2 separate regions of the Homo sapiens genome follow, and region 1 is linked to region 2. Evidence: chromatin loops called from intact Hi-C (ENCODE). Cell type or tissue: pancreas. All regions are shown on one strand. Links, peaks and the distances in the headings refer to the core of each region. The heading gives the core; the rest is flanking DNA.

Region 1 (4,390 bases), core at 65-4,064, 55 kb after region 2:
TAAATTCTTTCAAAAAATTAACAACAAGTGGCTGGGCGTGGTAGTTCAAGACCAGCCTGGGAAACCCCATTTCTACAAAAAAAATTTTTTTAATGAGCCGGGTATAGTGGTACAAGCCTATAATCTTAGCTACTCAGGAGGCTGAGGTGGGAGGCTTGCTTGAGCCTAGGAATTCAAGGCTGCAGTAAGCCATGATTGTGCCATTGCACTGCAGCCTGGGCAACAAAGCGAGACCACGTTTATAAAAAAAAAAAAAAAGAAGAAGAAGGAAAAGAAAGAAAAAGAGAGAAAGAGAAATAAGGTCCTTAGTTTGGGGATTTTCTATTGCCATAAATAAATAAACGTTTTTACAAAGAAATAAGATCTTTACAGTTTGCAATGTTCCCCAATAGTTGCTGTTTTATTCTGTTCTGTTCCATTTCTTTAAAAAAAAAAAAAAAAAAAAAAAAAGAACAGCACCTCTGCACTCCAGCCTGGGTGACAGAGGAGAACTCTGTCTCTAAAGAAAGCTAAAATAAATAAACAAACAAAACAAAACATTGGACAAAACTCAGCAAAAGGTTTTCACAACTCCGTAGTGTGTCCTGGGCTACTATTTGAAAAACACCCAGTTCCAAGGTAATGAAATTTATTTTAAATCAATAATACCCTCCCTGCTTAACAAGTATATCCTCAGCTCAGAGTTTAGAGCACTGTCCAGGGTTTGGAAATACGAAGAAGTCCCCAACCAGCGACTCCAACCCTCCATCCCTTACAGCAGCTAAGCCAGGTGGGGAAGGTGGAATAGGTGGCTCACTCACCTTGAAGTGGAAGGAGTTTGCCGGGGACCCGCTGGAGCTATACCGCTCACTTTTTGTTAGGTTGCTGTAGTACTTATTAACCTTGGAATTGACATTCTGGTTCGAGCTTGGGTCATCCGTGATGGGGCAGATGAAGTAACCTTCCTCATCGTCGCTGTCCCCATCAGAATCACCATCATGGCCAGCTCGGGGGGACTGGCCGCCATCAACGCCTTCCAGGCGGAAGATGAGATCTTCGTCTGCCATGTTCCTGGGGTGCCCGTTTTACCCAAGCAGTATCCGGCACAGCCAGAGTTACTGGACAAATGCAGAGGCGAAGGTCCTACAAGGAAAGCAAGGGCCAGAGAGTGGGTGCTGGGGCCCAGGGCTGCGAATTCGCCCGACCCTCACCCCAAATGCTGCAGGCTATCGCAGGAGCTGGCACCCTTGGGGTAAAACCTAGAGCTATCTTTTGGGGAGGCAGTTGGCAGCACCCAGGCACATTTTAAATTCGAAACCCGCTGACCCAGTCGTCATTCCACTTTTAAGAACTCAGTGTTTGCAAATGTTGGAACCAGGTTGGGAAAGGAATGGCTTCTTAAGCAGAGTGCTCTTTTTAGCACATCAATTAGATCGAGGCACTCCTCTGCTTAACGCCCACCCCTGGCAGCTTCCTTTCACATTCATAATAAAATCCAAATGCCTTGGTAAGGCTGCAAGAGCTGCGTTCATCTAGCGTGCTGCCCACTTCTCCTCCGGCCCTGGCTGCTCTCCAGGTACACTGGGTTTCTTTCTGTTCTGTGAACACATTAAGTTCATTCCGACCTCCGAGCCTTTGTACCTGCTGTTCCTTGTGCCTGGAACAACCTTTCTAACAGTGGGTTCTTTCTCATCATTGAGCTCACAGCTCACAGATGCCTCTTCAGTGAAATCTTCTGTGAATCCCCAAATCAAAGAACCCTTAACCCAACATGCATATCCAATCACTCCCTTGCATATCACCCCGTTCCATTTCTTTCTTTGTTCTTTTTTTTTTTTCTTCTGAGACAGAGTTTCACTCTTGTCACCCAGGCTGGAGTGCAATGGTGCGATCTTGGCTCACTGCAACCTCCACCTCCCAGGTTCAAGCGATTCTGCTGCCTCAGCCTCGCGCGTAGCTGGGATTCCAGGTGCCTACCACCACAACTAGCTAATTTTTGCATTTTTAGTAGAGATGGCATTTCACCATGTTGGCTAAGCTGGTCTTGAACTTCTGACCCCAGGTGATCCTCCTGCCTGGGCCTCCCAAAGTGCTGGGATTACAGGCGTGAGCCACCACATCCGGACTTTTTTCTTTTTCTTTTCTTTTCTTTTTTTTTTTGAGACAGAATCTTGCTCTGTCATCCAGGCTGGAGTACAGTGGTGCAATCCTAGCTCACCTAGGTCACTGCTTGACCTCACAGGCCCAAGCAATCCTCCCACTCAAACCTCCCAAGTAGCTAGGATCACAGGTGTATGCCACCAAGCCTGGCCAATTTTCTTTGTTTTTTGTAAAAACAGGGTCTCCCTATGTTGCCCAGACTGGTCTCAATCTCCTGGGCTCAAGTGATCCTCCTGCCTTGGCCTCCCAAAATGCTGGGATTACAGGCATGCTTCATTTCTTCATTGTGCTTTTCTCAAACTGAAATCACCCCGTTTACTTTGTTATTGTCTGTATGCCCAATACCTCCAAAAGTGTTTGGCACAGAGAAGGCACTCAATGCACTTTCCCAGAATGAAGGAGTGGCCCTAAAAGCATTTTTTGTTTGTTTGTTTTTCTTTGAGACAGAGTCTGGCTCTGTGGAGTGCAGTGGCATGATCTCGGCTCACTGCAACTTCCGCCTCCCGAGTTCAAGCAATTCTCCTGCCTCAGTCTCCTGAGTAGCTGGGATTACAGGCATCCACTACCACGCGCGGCTAATTTTTGTATTTTTAGTAGAGACGGGGTTTCACCATGTTGGCCAGGCTAGTCTTGGACTCCTGACCTCAGGTGATCCGCCTGCCTCGGCCTCCCAAAGTGCTGGGATTACAGATGTGAGCCACCACGCCTGGCCTAAAAGCACTTTCTGTAGCACAATCAGTAACAGCAACAAAACAAAACCCAACAACCCCAAATGTCCAATAGAAGCTCATTATACAGATTACAGTATTTCTCTCTACACCATGAAATACTCCGTGACTGTTAGAAAGGGGACGGTCCCATACCCACAAACACACAAAAATAATCAAGAAAGAGTTCAGGAAGATTGTAGGATAGAACTGTCACATTTACAGCCACCTGATTTTCAACAAGGGTGCCAAGATAATTCACTCTCAGTTTTACAGTCACTTGATTTTCAACAAGCCAAGATGATTCAACAGGGAAGGAAGAATCTTTTCAACAAATGGTGTTGGGATAAATGAATATCCACATGCAAAAAAATGAAGTTGATCCCCTTCCTTACGCCATACCCAAAAATTAAGAAATTAGAAAACACTCTGGCACCAGCCTGGCCAACATGGCGAAACCCTGTCTCTACTAAAAATATAAAAGGTAGCCAGGCGTGGTGGTGCATGCCTATAATCCCAACTACTTGGGAGGCTGAGGTGAGAGAATTGCCTGAGCCTGGGAGGCAGAGGTTGCAGTGAGCTGAGACTGTGCCATTGCACTCCAGCCTGGGTGACAGAGTGAGACCTTGTCTAAAAACAAAACAAAACCAAAAAAAAAAAAAAAAAACAGAAAAAAACAACATCTCAAAAAGTTAAACACTGAGTTACCGTATGATCCAGCAATTCCACTCCTAGGTGCTGACATACACTACAATATGGATGAAACTTACAACCACTAGGGGAGGTGAAAGGCAGTGACAAAAGACTATATACATTGACTAATTCTCTGTATATGAAACTTCCAGAGAAGGCAAAGCAACAGCAATAGAAAATAGATTAATGGTTGCCTGAGGATGGAGGTAGGGTGTGGTGGTGGGAATGGTTGGGGGAAATGGGGAATGATTGCTAATGGGTATGGGGTTTCTTTTGAGTTGATGAAAAGGTTCTAAAATTGACTGTGGCTATATGACTATGAATATACCATTGAATTGTACTATCTATCTATCTGAGATGGAGTCTCACCCTGTCACCCAGGCTGGAGTGCAGTGGCACAATCTCGGCTCACTGTAACCTCCACCCCCAGGTTCAAGTGATTCTCCTGCCTCAGCCTCCCAAATAGCTGGGACTACAGACACGCACCACTGTGCCCAGCTAATTTTTGTATTTTTTTTTTTTTTTTTTTTTTTTAGGGACGGGGTTTCACCATGTTGGCCAGGCTGTTCTCGAACTCCTGAACTTGTGATCTGCCCACCTCAGCCTCCCAAAGTGCTGGGATTACAGGCATGAGCCACTGCTCCCAGCCAGAATCGTACATTTTAAATGAGCAGATTGTAAGGTATGTGAATTTTATCTCAAGAAAGCCAAAGTTTTAAAGAAAAGAAAGTCGGATGTGGTGGTTCATGTCTGTAATCCCAGCACTTTGGGAGGCCGAGGTGGGAGGATCGCTTGAGCCCAGAAGTTTAAGACCAGCCTGGGCAACATAATGGGACCCTGACTTTACAAAA
Region 2 (4,390 bases), core at 92-4,091:
TTTTTAGTTTAAACCACCCACTCTATAGTATTTTGTTTTGGCAGCCCAAGAAGACTAATACATTATGTAACAGAAAAAATATATATATAACTTGTCTATCAACTGATGAATGGATAAAGGCTGTATATCCACACAATGGAATATTATGTAGTAATAAGAAGGAATGAAGTACTGATAACACACTTCAACACAGATGAATCTTGAAAAAGTTATGCTAAATGAAAGAAGCAGATACAAAAAGCCACAAATTGTATACTCCCAGTTATATAAAATCTCCAGAATAGGCAAATCTATAGGGACAAAAAGTATAGTGGCTGCTAGGTTCGGGGAGGACTGCTAACTGGTACGGGATTTCTTTTTGGGGTGATGGAAATGTTCTGGAATTACATAGCAGTGATGATTGTACAACATTATGACTATACTAAAACCCACTAGGACCAGGTGCAGTGGCTCACATCTGTAATCCAAAGACTTTGGGAAGCCAAGGCAGCAGATTGCTTGAGGCTAGGAGTTCAAGACCAGCCTGGGCAACATAGCAAGACTCTGTCACTACAAAGAACTTTTAAAAATTGGCTGGGTGTGGAAGCAAGTGCCTGTAGTCCCAGCTGCTTGGGAGGCTGAGGCAGGAGAATTGCTTGAGCATAGGAGTTCCAGGCTGGAGTGAGCTATGATTGTGCCACTGCACTCCAGCCTGAGTGACACAGTGAGATTCTATTTCAAAGAAAAAAGAAAGAAAGAAAAGGAAAGGAGGCCAGGCATGGTGGCTCACACGTATAATCCCAGCACTTTGGGAGGCTGAGGCGGGCAGATCACCTGAGGTCAGGAGTTCAAGACCAGTCTGGCCAACATGGTGAAACCCCATCTCTACTAAAAACAGAAAAATTAGCTGGGTGTGTGCCTGTAGTCCCAGCTATGCAGGAGGCTGAGGCACAAGAATCACCTGAACCTGGGAGGTGAAGGTTGCAGGGAGCAGAGATGGCCCACTCCAGCCTGGGCTACAAGAGTGAAACTCTGGGCCAGGTGTGGTGGCTCACGCCTGTAATCCAGCACTTTGGGAGGCCGAGGTGGGCCGATCACTTGAGGTCAGGAGTTCGAGACCAGCCTGGCCAACATGGCAAAACCCTGTCTCTACTAAAAATACAAAAATCAGCTGTGCATGGTGGCACACCTGTAATCCCAGCTACTCAGGAGGCTGAGGCAGGAGAATCGCTGGAACTCGGGAGGTGGAGGCTGCAGTGAGCCAAGATTATGCCGTTGCACTCCAGTCTGGGCTATAGAGCGAGACTCCGTCTCAAAAAAAAAAAAAAAAAAAGAAAGAAAGGAAAGGAAAACCCCCCTACTAAACTATATACTTTAAGATGGTGAATTTTGTTATGAAAATCTCAATTCAGTTTTTAAAATTGCAAAAACCCCCTACAAAGCCGTAATATATAACCATTAAAATAACAATGTTCATCTTCATACTAGCTCCATAAATTCCCCTCCCTGGAAGAAGATTCAGCCTGTCATCTTGTCATAAATAACTCCCAGTGGAATGGAAATTAGGTTCCTCCCTGCCCAGCCCTGTTGCAGCCCAGGGGCAGGTCTGCCAGGCCCTACCTGATCTCTGCGGGTCCTTCTCCAGCCCGTAGCCTCCTGTGAACAGCATCTCGGCCTCCCTGGCCAGCATCATGTACCGGGGCTCGTCCTGCATTCCGTCGTACTCACCGCCCTCATCACAGTCCGTCATCTCCAGGGCAGTGTTGTACCAGTGCAGGGCCTCTAGCCAGTCTTGGCACCTTGCCAGGAGATACAGAGGGAAAGGTGGAGGTTACCATGGCAACAGGGTGGCAGGAGGAGGGCCTTCCAGCAGGAGGGGCAAGTCAGGGATCCCAGCAGGGCCACCACCTATGGTTCACGACCTATCTTGTCCAAGGCCAATACATCTATGAGGCACCTTCATACTGTGATATTCATTCACTCATTCATTCATTCATTTTTGAGACAGAGTCTTGCTCTGTTGCCCAGGCTGGAGTGCAGTGGTGCAATCTCGGCCCACTGCAGCCTCCGCCTCTCAAGTTCAAGCAATTCTCCTGTCTCAGCCTCCTGAGTAGCTAGGATTACAGGTGCACGCCACCACACCCAGCTAATTTTTTGTATTTTTAGTAAAGACGGCATTTCACCACGTTGGCCAGGCTGGTCTCGAACCCCTAACCTCGAGTGATCCACATGCCTAGGCCTCCCAAAGTGCTGAGATTACAGGCATGAGCCACTGTGCTCGGCCAATATTTATTAAGAGAGCAGTTGACCAGCCCAGGCAACGTAGAGAGACCGTGTCTCTACAAAAAAACAAAAACACAACAAAAAAACAGTGACTATAGTCAAAAATAATGTAATTGTATATTTTAAAATAACTAAAAGAGTATAAAGAAATTGTTTATACCACAATGAATAAATGCTTGAGATGATGGATATCCCATTTATCCTGATGTGATTATTACACATTCCATGCCCATATCAAAATAGCTCATGTAACCCATATACACACTTACTATGTACCCACAAAAATTAAAAAATACAATAAACACACAAAAAGCTGGGTGTGGTGATGGACACCTGTAGTCCCAGCTACTCCGGAGGCTGAGGTGGGAGGATAGCTTGAGCCCAGGAGTTAGAGGCTGCAGTGAGCTATGATCATGCCACTGCACTCCAGCCTGGGCAATAGAGTATAACCCTGTGTTAAAAAAAAAAAAAAAAAAAGAGGAGTCAAGTTGCTTTCCTTAATAAAATCAGTATATTACAACAATTTTCCCATAGATGAAAGTAAAGGGCAGCTTAGCTAGGACACCCCCTTGAGGAAGGGGCCCATTTTTACAGTCTACACAGAGGCAGCCATGAGCTAGCATTAGCAATGCCTGAGTGTCCTAGCTAAGCTGCCCTCTGACTTGTAGAGAAGTGGATTGGGGGCGGGGTCCTCTGCAGAGGCCTCTAGAGCCATCTGCACTAATGGCAATCACCGTATGCTCTGCTGTGCGGGACAGCTGTGAATTTTGTTATGTAAAATTGCCTCCAGCACAATGCAGAACTCACCCCAGAATAGTTGAGTCTCCACTTCCAGCTCTGCCCGTCGACCCTCAACTCCTCCTACTGCAGCCCATGTATGGCCAAACCAGCCAGGGCACACAAAGTTTCCAGCCAAACCCACGCACCACAGAATACACAGCAAACAGGGCGGAGGGCTCTTTTTCTTTGGGTGTAATCCGTGTGAGTAACTATTTATAGTATATCAGGAAAGAGCAAATACAGCGACACAGGTAAGAAGGCCTGTGGGTCTCGTGAAACATTCCAGAAGCAATAGGTCTGATGACTTGCTGTCCCTGCCTTGCTGCCACAGTGCCCTCTGCGGCCCTGTCTGACAGGCGCTGCCCTCCAGGACGGTCTCCTGTTTGTCTACCTTTGCACCAGGCTCACCGGCTGCCATCCATTCCCCAACGATGCCTGCTCCTGCCTGCTCTGTGGCCCTTGCACCCGCTGTTCCCTCACCTTGGAAGATTCTTCCTCCAACTCTTTCTGCACCTGGCTCCTTGCTCTGGTTGGAACGTGTGTCCCCTCCAAAACCCATGTTGAGATTTGCTTGCCATTGTGAGGTATTAGGAGTTGGGATCTTTGAGAGGTGATTGGGCTTTGATGGTTCTGCCCTCATGAATGGATTTCTGCCAGTATGAGGAAAGTGGATTTGTTATAAAAGGGCGAGTTCAGCCCCCTTTTGCTCTCTCTTTTTTCTTTTCTTGAGATAGCGTTTCACTCTGTTGCCCAGGCAGGAGTGCAGTGGCACAATCATAGCTCACTGCAGCCTCAAAGTCCTGGGATCCAGCAATCCTCCCATTTTAACCTCCTGAGTAGCTGGGATGACAGGGGCATGTCACCACGCCTGGCTAATTTTTAAAATTTTTTTATAGAGACACACTCTTACCAGGTTGCCCAAGCTGGTCTTGAACTCCTGGACTCAAGTGATTTTCCTGCCTCAGCCTCCCAAAGTGCTGGGATTACAGGCATAAGCCACCGTGCTTGACCTGCTCTCCCTCTCCTTCTCTTCTGCCAGGTGATGACACAGCAAGAAGGCCCATGCAAGACGCTGGCATACTGATATTAGACTTCCCAGCCTCCAGAACTAAGAGCCAGCAAATTTCTGTTCATGAGAAATTCCTCAGCCTCAGATATTCTGTTACCAGCACAGAACAGGCTAAGACACTCATCATCCCTCCAATCTCAGCTCACATATCACCTCTTTAGAGATTCTGCCCCCAAACACTGTTTCTTACAACTACCAAAATCTTTAATTCTCCTTATTCACTTGTTTATCATGGTGTCCCTTGACTAGAAGGTAAGCCCCATGAAGGCAGGAGACCCT

The links. A loop is a pair of places that touch in the nucleus more often than their neighbours do. Peaks named below come from ENCODE experiments on the same cell type or tissue, not always from the same donor. Only the 100,000 strongest peaks of a DNase experiment are listed, where the experiment ranks them.
Region 1: it touches region 2 in a loop (2.2-fold over the local background); 13 of 110 quality-filtered maps call a loop at or near these places.

Annotation. Positions count from the first base shown.
Region 1 is chr16:22,222,386-22,226,775 of GRCh38, reverse strand. It overlaps EEF2K (eukaryotic elongation factor 2 kinase), which reads right to left. Exons shown (of 18, transcript NM_013302.5): 2 at 801-1,122. The coding sequence starts at 1,046. Among named protein-coding and RNA genes, the nearest start is that of EEF2K, 18 kb to the right of the region's middle. RefSeq lists an enhancer at 445-1,068. In pancreas, for the core only: no CTCF peak of the experiment used is centred there; no DNase peak of the experiment used is centred there.
Region 2 is chr16:22,277,586-22,281,975 of GRCh38, reverse strand. EEF2K (eukaryotic elongation factor 2 kinase) reads right to left here. Exons shown (of 18, transcript NM_013302.5): 17 at 1,600-1,778. Among named protein-coding and RNA genes, the nearest start is that of TRL-AAG2-4, 17 kb to the left of the region's middle. In pancreas, for the core only: no CTCF peak of the experiment used is centred there; a DNase peak (open chromatin) is centred at 1,767.